2 separate regions of the Mus musculus genome follow, and region 2 is linked to region 1. Evidence: chromatin loops called from intact Hi-C (ENCODE). Cell type or tissue: left cerebral cortex. All regions are shown on one strand.

Region 1 (5,000 bases):
GTAAGCCACCATTTAAAGATATTTTCAGCTTCCCAGGTAATCTGTGCTATCTACAAAGAAAAGACAACATGTTGAATATAGCAATGTTTTGAAAATATTTCCTCTTCTGCCAAACTGAGACAAAGCATCTATACCGAATGTACAGAATTAAGGAATTTTTGCATTCGAATGAACAGCTTTATTACTTTCCATGTAATGTCTTTATTAGTTTCCACCCATAAAAAGGTACTTGTGCCTTTACCAATGTAAGAATCCCCTTCAAACTGCTACTATTTTATGAATGTATGGAACTAATGCAATATCAGGGTGTGAACATGATCACAAGGAGAAAATATGGTTCATCTCATGCATAAATGAATAAATCAAACAGTAGTGTAGTTTTGTCATTTTTTTCCATGCAGAGGTGGTAGGTGAGAGGAATTGAAGGTATTTGACAAGAAACCCAGTCTGCTGTTATTCATATTTCTATTGTAAACAGGGATGCAGGCTTTCTTATATTTTGGTCTCCTGGCTTCTTTTCTTCAAGCTGCTGTTTTTTCCCTTAATTTGTCTGTAGTTTCACTGGAGACTAGTTAATAGTTTTAAGTTGAAATTAAGCCCCAAGGAGCTATTGTTATATAAAAAGTAGGAGGTGGGAGCTCCAAAATGATAATTCTAAATGGTAATTATACACATAGATTCAGGCCCACTTTTCCTACCCTAGTTGTTGTTATGCAAAATAATATAACTTAGATACTGTTACACAGGTTAAACGGGGGATAAACAGGTCCCCAGTTCTTTACATTAATCATTTATCAAACTCAAGGACGCGCTCAAGGAACACCAATTTCCTTTCCACTTCTAAGTCACTTGCTCTCAGACCATCTTTCTCTTTCCCTCTGACATTCCATCTTCCTGCAATGTTTAATTTCTACCGTTGCCTTTGCTCTCTTACATTATCAAGGACAGTGACTAGTAGCAAATAAACATAGTAGTAAAATAATTTTTGAGAGAAGAGAGATTATGTAAGAAATATATGTACTGTTTAGGAAGTTGAGGCTATCTGTCAAAACTGAAAAATTCCTTGGGAATGAACTAAGTTAGGTGGATATTGTTTCTCATTGTAAATACATCTAGGTAAATTTAGTAATCTCACTTTCACTTAACGGAAGAAATAAGTATGAATAAACCTGCACTTCAGCCTCTTGAATATTACTCAAACATGAGGTTGGAATAAAGAAATCTTCATCTATAAAGCAAAGACATAGACAGCACTTGGTCTACTGATCAAACTTTTGAATTCTCAAAAGAACCTGGTAAAGGCTGAACTATCTTTACTGTCAGCAATCCTTGTGAGGTTCAAGATCTGTATTGCCAGCAAATGCAAAGGAGTGGCTTGTTTTAATTTTATATGTAGCTGCTCTTTTTACCTCCAACTGAAGGACCTTATTTCAATTCATTACCTGTTTTTTTGTTTTTGTTAAGTACGATGTTTTTGCTACCCCCTTTTAACCCTGACATACATTGAAAGCTAGTTCAAACTGTACAGATTCAGTTGAAACCATTTCTATTTCATTCTTATTCTAAAAGGAGAGAGAGAGAGAGAGAGAGAGAGAGAGAGAGAGAAAGAGAGAGAAAGAGGTGGACATATTAAAATAGAGAAACATACACACAGTTACCCAATATCTAATACAGATGTAAAGATTACTGGAACACAAACCAAAAAAGGCATGCGGACAAGTAATGGGTGTACGTTCAAATCCCTCTCAAATCAAAGAGAGGCGCTCTCGATGACTCATACATACCGGACAGTTTACTATTACAAAGAAACATGCCAAAGATGCAGCCGTGAGGGCAAATAAAACGAATCTTTTGGAAGCAGAAAGACTTAAGAGGAAAATAGATGGTGCAATATCGCAAACTCTCATAGTACAGTTCCCTCCCACGTTGCTCTCTCTCTCTCTCTCCCATCTCTTTTTGCTTCTTGCATTTCCCTTCGCCGCCAGTGTTAAGTGTGTACCTCCCGGCACAACTTACCTTGAAACGGGACTCCATTGAGCTCTCAAGAGTGACATAAGTCCCTAGCCAATCACCTAGCAGAGCTTCGCCTGGGCGGCCTCAATAGAAGCGTCTCGCCCAATCAGAAACCTGGGGCGATGAGCATGTTGCGTTGTGGCGCAACTCGGCGTATACTTCCGCGCGTGCTGCCCGGGATAGGACTCTGGCAGAGCAGCTGCACACACGGCAGTGCGGAGGCAGAGAAGGGGTTGGTGATACGGTGCTATAAATCTGTGGTCCAGTCCACCTCCCTTTTAAGACGTCCTCCCCCCTTATTTCTGTTCTCACTTAGAGATGCAGCAGCTTACTCCTGTAGCGACCTACTAAAAAGCAACACGGAGAAAGACATCGTCTTTTTGAAAAAACGTTCTTTCGTCTCTTTTCTTTGTTCCTTGGTTTGTTTTTCTTGCACCTTTTTGTTTAGTTGAACGGCAATAGGAGTAGTCTCTCCGTCTTTTTAAACTCTCTTTTTTAAGTTTCCCCTCCCCTTTCATATTTTTTTTCATCATTTCTTTTAGCATTGGACTTTGGGGTCGAAAGCATTTCTTTTTATTTGCTTCTTTTAAGCCGAGCACAGTTTAGGTTTCGTGCTGTCTTAAGAGAACTATCCAGCAGCTTCTTGCTCATCCTTATTGGGAGAAGTGCACCGTTACTTTAAAAATACACATACACAAAAACCTTAAGGGAGAAAGGTAAGTTTCGGTTTGGTTTCTTTAATCATTAGTTGCAGCGATGCGCTGGCAAACCCAGAAAACCTGTAAGTGAGCGGAATACAGAATGTGAAGTTAATTGCACATGTTTGCCTCATTTCAAAGCGACTGCTTTGCTTTTTTTTATTTTTATTTTTATTTTTTTTATTCTTGAGAGCCAGACTAGAAGACAGTGGACGCATGCTTAACGTACTGAATATTCGAAAATGTCACTTGATAGAAACTTAAGTGGTAAATGTGGTCAAGATCCAGCAGGCTACAATGGGAGGCTACATGTTCAGTGAGCTTCGGGGTTGAGGTTGGAAGTTCATTTCGTGGGAAGAGAGGGATAACTTGAATGTTGGAGGGGAATGCATGCCTCTACTTTCGCAAAGGAATCGGAGGACTGGGGAAATCAGAAGCCCTGGACTTACTTGCAGATTAGACCAGTGGGGAAAATCCTCAGCTTAATTGCATTAACTAGATAGCGTGTGCCGGGGAGATGGGATTGCCAGATGGAATTTAGATGCTGCACCAGGCAGCGAGTTGTAGTTGCCTGGAAAAAGTACATACAGCCTAAGGGCTGGGGCTGGGCTGGGGCTGGGGTAAGGTTAGAAGCTGTCAAAACTCATCATTGCCAGAATTGAGGACTCTGATTCACGGATTCCAATGATTGTAATTCAGATTTTAAAGAAGACTGCCAATTTGGGGCCGAATCTTTGAGCCTATACCGGATATGAGATTCCCTTTGTTCAGAAAAGCGTAAATAAGATCCTTGGAGCCGTGAGTGTGAAGTGGCAGCTGCTTGGGAGCCTCGCGGTGCTGGGCGCTGGGCAGTGGATTCCAAGCCCTGTCCTTGGTCCTACGCAGCGGAGCCCGCCTTCCGGGAAAGGGAGACTCACTGGCAGCCGCGAGGCATCGCAGCTACCCAGGGAGCTGAGTCGGCTGTATAGCCCTCAGCCCCTCCTCGCAGCTCCCCTTCCTCGAGTAGCTATTGTTAAAACTGACGCCAGGAGAAAGATGGTTGGGGACGAGACTCTGGGCAGACAGGCACACGCTTCATTTTAACTTTTGTGATTTCTCCGGGTGCAGGGGAAAACAGCCGGCTTTCTACTGCGAAAGAGCGAATCCGGGTAGACGTGGGAAAGGGGGAGGATGCTCGCCGGGCGGCGAGGGCGGGGGAGGTGGTGGCGGACCGAGGTGCTGGCTTTGCCTCGGAGAAGTTTAAATTATCGGCACGAGGGGGTGTGGGCGAATGTGTGCGTGCGAGCGCCGAGTGGTGCTCGAGACGCAAAGTATGGGGGCAAGCTACAAAGCTGGCCCGGGTTGTTCATCTCTCGCAGCTCCCTACCCCACCCACAGGCTGGTTCCAAAAGCTAGCGCTCTGCCACCCCCCCCCTTCCCCGACTCTGCCTAGGGCGTGTGTATGGGGGGGGGGGGGAGTAGGGATGGCAAGGTGGCAGTGCCCACCCTGTACCTCTGTGGCAGACAGGACTTCTCGTGGCCATTGTTGCTTAATTTATGCCCAGCACGTTGCTACGTGCCCACCTATTTCACGTCTATAAAGAATTAATAGGAAGGCTGTACAACTGTGGCAGATTGGAGGGTGGATGCGTTCCCCATTTTCCATTTTCAGGTATCTGTTACCAAAACAGACGTGGAGATTGGTTATCTTCTCTACCTCCTAACTACAGCTCCAGGTCTGCCTTTATTGTGGTGAGGGTGAGAAAAATAATCAGCCATTTAGTGTTTACGCTAACGCTGATGGACAGAGATGAATGTCCGAGCACTTCGTCCCTTAAATGGACGGGTTCTGCCCCTTCCCCCACTCATGTACACACATTCTATTTGGCTAAGATTCTAAACCTGCAACATTTCTCCACGACCTTATTTATTAGAGCTATTCCTAAGATAGTGGGGTAGGACGTGCGTATGTTTTATTTTTCTGGGCCTACTATTAATTGCAACCTAAAAAGATAGGCTTAAAATGAAGGAGAATTGGAGGGGTTACAAGGTAGACAATAGTGACCCAACAGCTTATCTTCCTAAATGATAATCCCTTTCTAAAGGTCAGGAGAGGGAGCTTGTGTTTTGTGGGGAAAGGAAGGTCAGGGATGTTTGATAATCCTCGTAAAATGGCTTCTTAAATGGGACATCTGAGAGATTTGTCAAAACTGAGCAAACAAGTCTGTGAAAAAGAAAAATGTTGAATGTTTCAAAGTCATCATTTAAGAGTTTAATTAAAAAGCAGTTTCCCCCAGTTATCTCTGCCAT
Region 2 (5,000 bases), 290 kb after region 1:
CATGTTCCTCATGATGGATTTCACATACACTGCAGGTTCTTCTCTTTTATAAGTTGGAGAATCATAGGTTTATAGTGATTGGTTTATGGTTTATCTTTTAGAAAACACCCATGTAAGATTTCTGTCTCTTACCTACTGATATCTTAATATGTAATTGACTAGTCTTGAAGTAGTTGAGTGAAATTTGGTACCTTTACGATATTTGGGTTTGGAAGTGCATGCTTAATATCCCCTTACCGCTCTGTTGTGCTACTAGTTGGCAGTTGCCAGCTTGAAATCTGCTCCACTCACATGGACGGCTTTACAAAGGATGGGTTGGGAAGCCCATTTCTGCACACTCCTTTCCCAGTGGTTCCAGGTTAGAACCTGCCAATGAAAGCCACTCATAGGCTAGGAGGAGACCACTCTGCTTTGGAGGCGATTCAGGCATATGTATGGACAGATGGTAGATATGAAGCTTGCAGCAGCTTGTGGCAAGCTCCTGCTTTGTGCTCCAGGCAATAGGCATGCTTGGTGGGCTTTTGAATCTTTCATTGGGTGGGACCACTAGAGATGGTTGGGAAAGGGGCTTGAATTTTTAAGCAGCTGTTTGGGAACCGCCCTTTGTTTTGCTGCAGGCACAGCCTTTCCCCCAATGCCATTCTTGTTTTGCTGACTCAGTGCTTCTGATGGCCTTTCAAAACACCTTAGTGATGGGGAGTCTAGGAATTGGCATGTGAGGTTGGTTCTCTCAGCAACTTTTGGTGGCTACCAACATCCACAGTTTTTTTTAGGTTATCATAAGTTATGTCAGCTTTGTCCTGCATTCAGTCTTTTTATCCCCTTGGACCCCACCATTCTTGTGGGAAGACAACCTATCTCTGTCTCATAAATCTCAGGACTGGAGGCAACATTAATCTGCTCTGGTTGACATCCTCGGGCTTACCCAACTCTCCTTGGACCTGTATGCACTTCCAGCATTAACAGTACTTGAGAAATTATTCTGCTTGCCTTTTTACTTTTCCTCCTAACTATCATATTTGATGTGAAACCTGGCTGAGATCACTGCACCAGTTCTTTGAAGACTCCAAGTTACACATGCTATGCATGATGAAATCAAACTTTATTTCCTAGGAGTGTTTCTTTGCCCAATATCTGTGTTAATTATTGTACTTAAAAGTGATTAGGGAAGGGTGCTGAAAGCAGCGATGTAACAGACATCTCTAACTTCCTCCAAGTTCGTTCAACATGCACTTGATTGTATAAAAATATTTTCATCTTAGCTGTTTCACAGAGAAAAAGCAGCATGGAAGTTCAAAGAAAATAGAATCTAAAATAGACAAGGAAGGAGAGGAAGGAATTAGTTATGCAGCTTGAATGTTAATGAAGATATCCTCACAACTCCAGATGGCCTGTCTCCACCATGGCTGACCACTGCTGGATGGACCCCTGGAGCAGCTTCAGTGTGGGAACAACTCTTGGCATTTGTTCTCAGATTCTGTGCTCTGTGCACCTCTCATCAATGTACTCTTTCTGACAGGTTAGACGATGTTTTAGGAAGTGGATTCAGGACTGCTCTTCTCCCTTGGGCCCTTCTTCCACCCTACCAATACACTGATCAGTTTTTACTACTATGCGCTCACTACTTTGACTGTTCCTGTGGCATCCCATTAACCTCTCAGGTTTTCTTACATCTTGCCAATCAAGAGGGTCATAATGCTGACACAGCAGGGAAACTTCTTAGCCTGCTTATTCCCATTGGTTGATGCCTGCTTCAGACTAGGTGTTAAATATTGTTAATATTACAGCAGACCATATTCTTAGAAGAGCATAAATCTCAGAAATAATAATCTTATTTCCATTTCATTTTCTTCTTTCCCATCAATGAAATAGCTTATGAGAATATTTATAGCTTTAACATAGCCATATCTAATTGTGGCTTAAATTTTTCCTTGACTGCTCCAATGTGGCTCCTCACAGCCTGGTGAGGCACTCACTATATAGGGGAAGGGAGTGACCTTTCCTGAGGAGAGTACCTTAAATAATTCTGTCTGTTGCGCAGAGTGAAGCTATCGCGGTGGATCTTGACATTGACACAGACATAGCACATGAGCCAGTCAGAATTATCTAGGAAAAGAGAAGACCCTGGAAAACTCAAGCCAGAGAGAGAGAGAGAGAGAGAGAGAGAGAGAGAGAGAGAGAGAGAGAGAGACTGTGTCTCTATAAGTGACTGTAGTCCCTAAGGGTATTCACATTATAGACGCACGGGCTATTTTCCCCTGAGGTAGATTTACAGTAGATCATAATAGAACACTGTTTGTTCTCAACCTTGTGATCCGAACTCCAATTTGGCCATGTCTGTATCTGCGACTATGGAACCTTTAATATAGCCGGGTCTTGGTTACCTGCTTAAAAAATGGGAATGATTATGAAATTGGTAGGACAGAGGACAGGGTGGGGCAAAGATAACTAATACTAAGGATATTTGAAAAAATACATATGGAAACCTATTGTTTTATAAGTGTGATGTCACCCCCCCCACCCCCCCCCCCCGCACAAATACACACATCCGCGTGTGTGTACACTTTTGAGTTTAATTATAATTACCATATGCAGGGGATAATGCTCTGCCCACGAGCCATAAGATAACAAATAAAAATCCCAGTGTCAGGTGTAGGTGCTTTTGAGTTGCTGCTCAGGAGTATCCTGAAGACTGCCAAAAACAAACAAACAAACAAACAAACAAACAAACAAAAAAGCCAGGCTATTGGCATTGCTCTTGGTGGTAAACTTGCTAGAAAGACCCTATTTCTGAAGACACCACACACTTTGGTCAAAAGGCATGGGGAAAACAAGTTGGCAGTGACTGTAAGCTCCCCCTGCTGGTTAGCTTACATTAAGCTCTGCGGTGGGTTGTGTCAAGAGGAAGTCATCTAGACTTGTACTCAGCTGTGAGCCCTGTGGGCTATAATAATGGCTGCTGAGGCAAGGTATACACGTGTCTAGCAGTGGCACAAATATTTTGGGGGATAACCAGCCATTTACGGATTGGATTTAAGCTCCAGTCCATTGGAAGAAATGTATATCTGGTACTACAAATCTGGTCAGAATCCCAAGGTTGGAAAGCTTGTAGCCCAAGGAGTAAACCTACTCCTATTATTTTGCTAAAGGCACATACTATCTAATGGCCCTCTAAATTAATCTCTCTATTACCGTAAGATTACCCCCGTTCTCACACTTCATCTGAGAAAGTTCTTTGTTCAGGGGACAGCAGACAACAGGGGAACTTTCAACTGGTCCAAGTGTAGAATAAATGTCAGCAGATTGTTAGCTACACATGGGATATCTGTGTTATGCCCTGTCACCCCAAGTCTCTGGGACATATGTGAAGAGTGGGTGAACGATGGTAAGAGCTGGCGATGGGGAAGATGGATGTGAAGCAGTGATTTCTGTACACTCAGGAGCACTGCAGTCCTGAGCTCACAGAGGTCTACCTTGCCTGGACAAGGTCAAGCCAGTCAACATTCCATCATATAGGGGGAGGGGCTCTGAGCCCCAGTGTCTTGCTGAGGACCTATTGATAGTTACTGGTTGCAGGGGCACTGAGTAAGTTTTCTTTAAGGATGTGAACATTGGTAGGTTGGCCACATTGCAATGGATGTCCCCACTGCCAGGAGTACGTGGTCAGCACAAATTGGACTTAGTGCATTAAGAAAAAGGTTCGGCGTTTGGGAGGGGTGGGTGTGGGTGTAGGAGAAGTTGAAGGAAGAGTGTGTGTGTGTGTGTATGTGTGTGTGAAATGATCAGTTTATACACATAAGAAATCCTCCAAGAATCAATAAAAATGTTTTAACAGGAGTGATTTGTAGGGTATCAAATGATATGATTCACACACATAAAGCAGGCAGTGTGCAAATGCAAACTCCACCCGAAACCATAAAGCAGACGAGTTGTTTTTAGTTTTGGTGGTGCGAGGAAATGGCTGGGAAATTGCAAGAGCCTGGCCAGTGGTCACCTATGCCATGGATCCTGGACAGTGATCTTCTATGCTGTGGGTGGTTTTCATTTTTGTTTGTTGTAGGCATTTCTTTTTAACACTCTTTTGGGGGTGGGGTTAACCTACTTTCTGAGGGACTTTTTGCAGTTGTTCCAGAAAGACATGTTCTAAGAAGAAGAAACTGAAACCCATCACTCAACACTCAGGGAGAAACGTACAAGGAAAGGGCCTTCCCACCTTCTATCCTGCCAGTCCCGGAACACGTCTCACTGTAGAGCTTTCTAGCTATTTCTCACCAAGCCCGTGCAACTAAGTAAATGTTCACTATCTCCATTGACACACACTGAAGCAAATGTAAATTGATTAAGTCTCCATAGCTTCTTGTGTCTCCTCCCAGGATACGCGCCACTCCATCCCACAGGCTGTGTCTTATGGCTGATTGTAAAACAAGATGCCGTTTCTGATAGTGACAGGCATGCCCTTTGGATAACGAAGGTTGCCTTCTCATTGCCTTTTAGGCAGTGGGAGCCTATTTCCTGTGATTTTATGTTTGGACTATATGATTATTACCTTTAAAGTCAAGGTGACAAATACCAGCAACCCAAAATACCAGCACAGATTGATTAGTACAGCCTGCTGACAAACCGCATGGAGCAGAGTAGAAGGCTGCAATTAAGACCGTGATTGATTAGCAATGCCTGTGATGTGTTTGGGAGGGGAAAGGTGGCAGTCTGCCCTGTAATGTGTTTGTTGATTCTATTTTAAAGTGGTTTCTTTTATTCTCGTTCAAGTGATAACTTTTTCTTTTTAAAGGTCCACTAATAGTTTTAGAGACCTTTTCTTAGAAAAATTATTAAGCTGTTTTGATGCACCTGGACAATAGGAAAAGACCTATACCAATAAATAAGATCAAATTTGCCACCCAGTGTTGGATAGCTGTCTCTCTCAGTTGGTGTTGACTTTATCCAGAAGACAAAAGTGTCATTAGCAAGCACTGGGCTGCCCAAGTAGTTTAAAACCTAAC

The links. A loop is a pair of places that touch in the nucleus more often than their neighbours do. Peaks named below come from ENCODE experiments on the same cell type or tissue, not always from the same donor. Only the 100,000 strongest peaks of a DNase experiment are listed, where the experiment ranks them.
Region 2: it touches region 1 in a loop (2.5-fold over the local background); 7 of 42 quality-filtered maps call a loop at or near these places.

What each region holds. Positions count from the first base shown.
Region 1 is chr4:91,373,665-91,378,664 of GRCm38, reverse strand. It overlaps Elavl2 (ELAV like RNA binding protein 1), which reads left to right and starts at 2,169. Exons shown (of 8, transcript NM_001347149.2): 1 at 2,169-2,729. In left cerebral cortex, a CTCF peak has its summit at 1,987; DNase peaks (open chromatin) are centred at 3,049, 3,274, 3,629, 3,900 and 1 more place; H3K4me3 peaks cover 3,351 bases; H3K27ac peaks cover 2,759 bases.
Region 2 is chr4:91,082,040-91,087,039 of GRCm38, reverse strand. No RefSeq gene overlaps it. Among named protein-coding and RNA genes, the nearest start is that of Gm25244, 87 kb to the right of the region's middle. In left cerebral cortex, a CTCF peak has its summit at 2,875 (motif pointing left); a DNase peak (open chromatin) is centred at 2,883.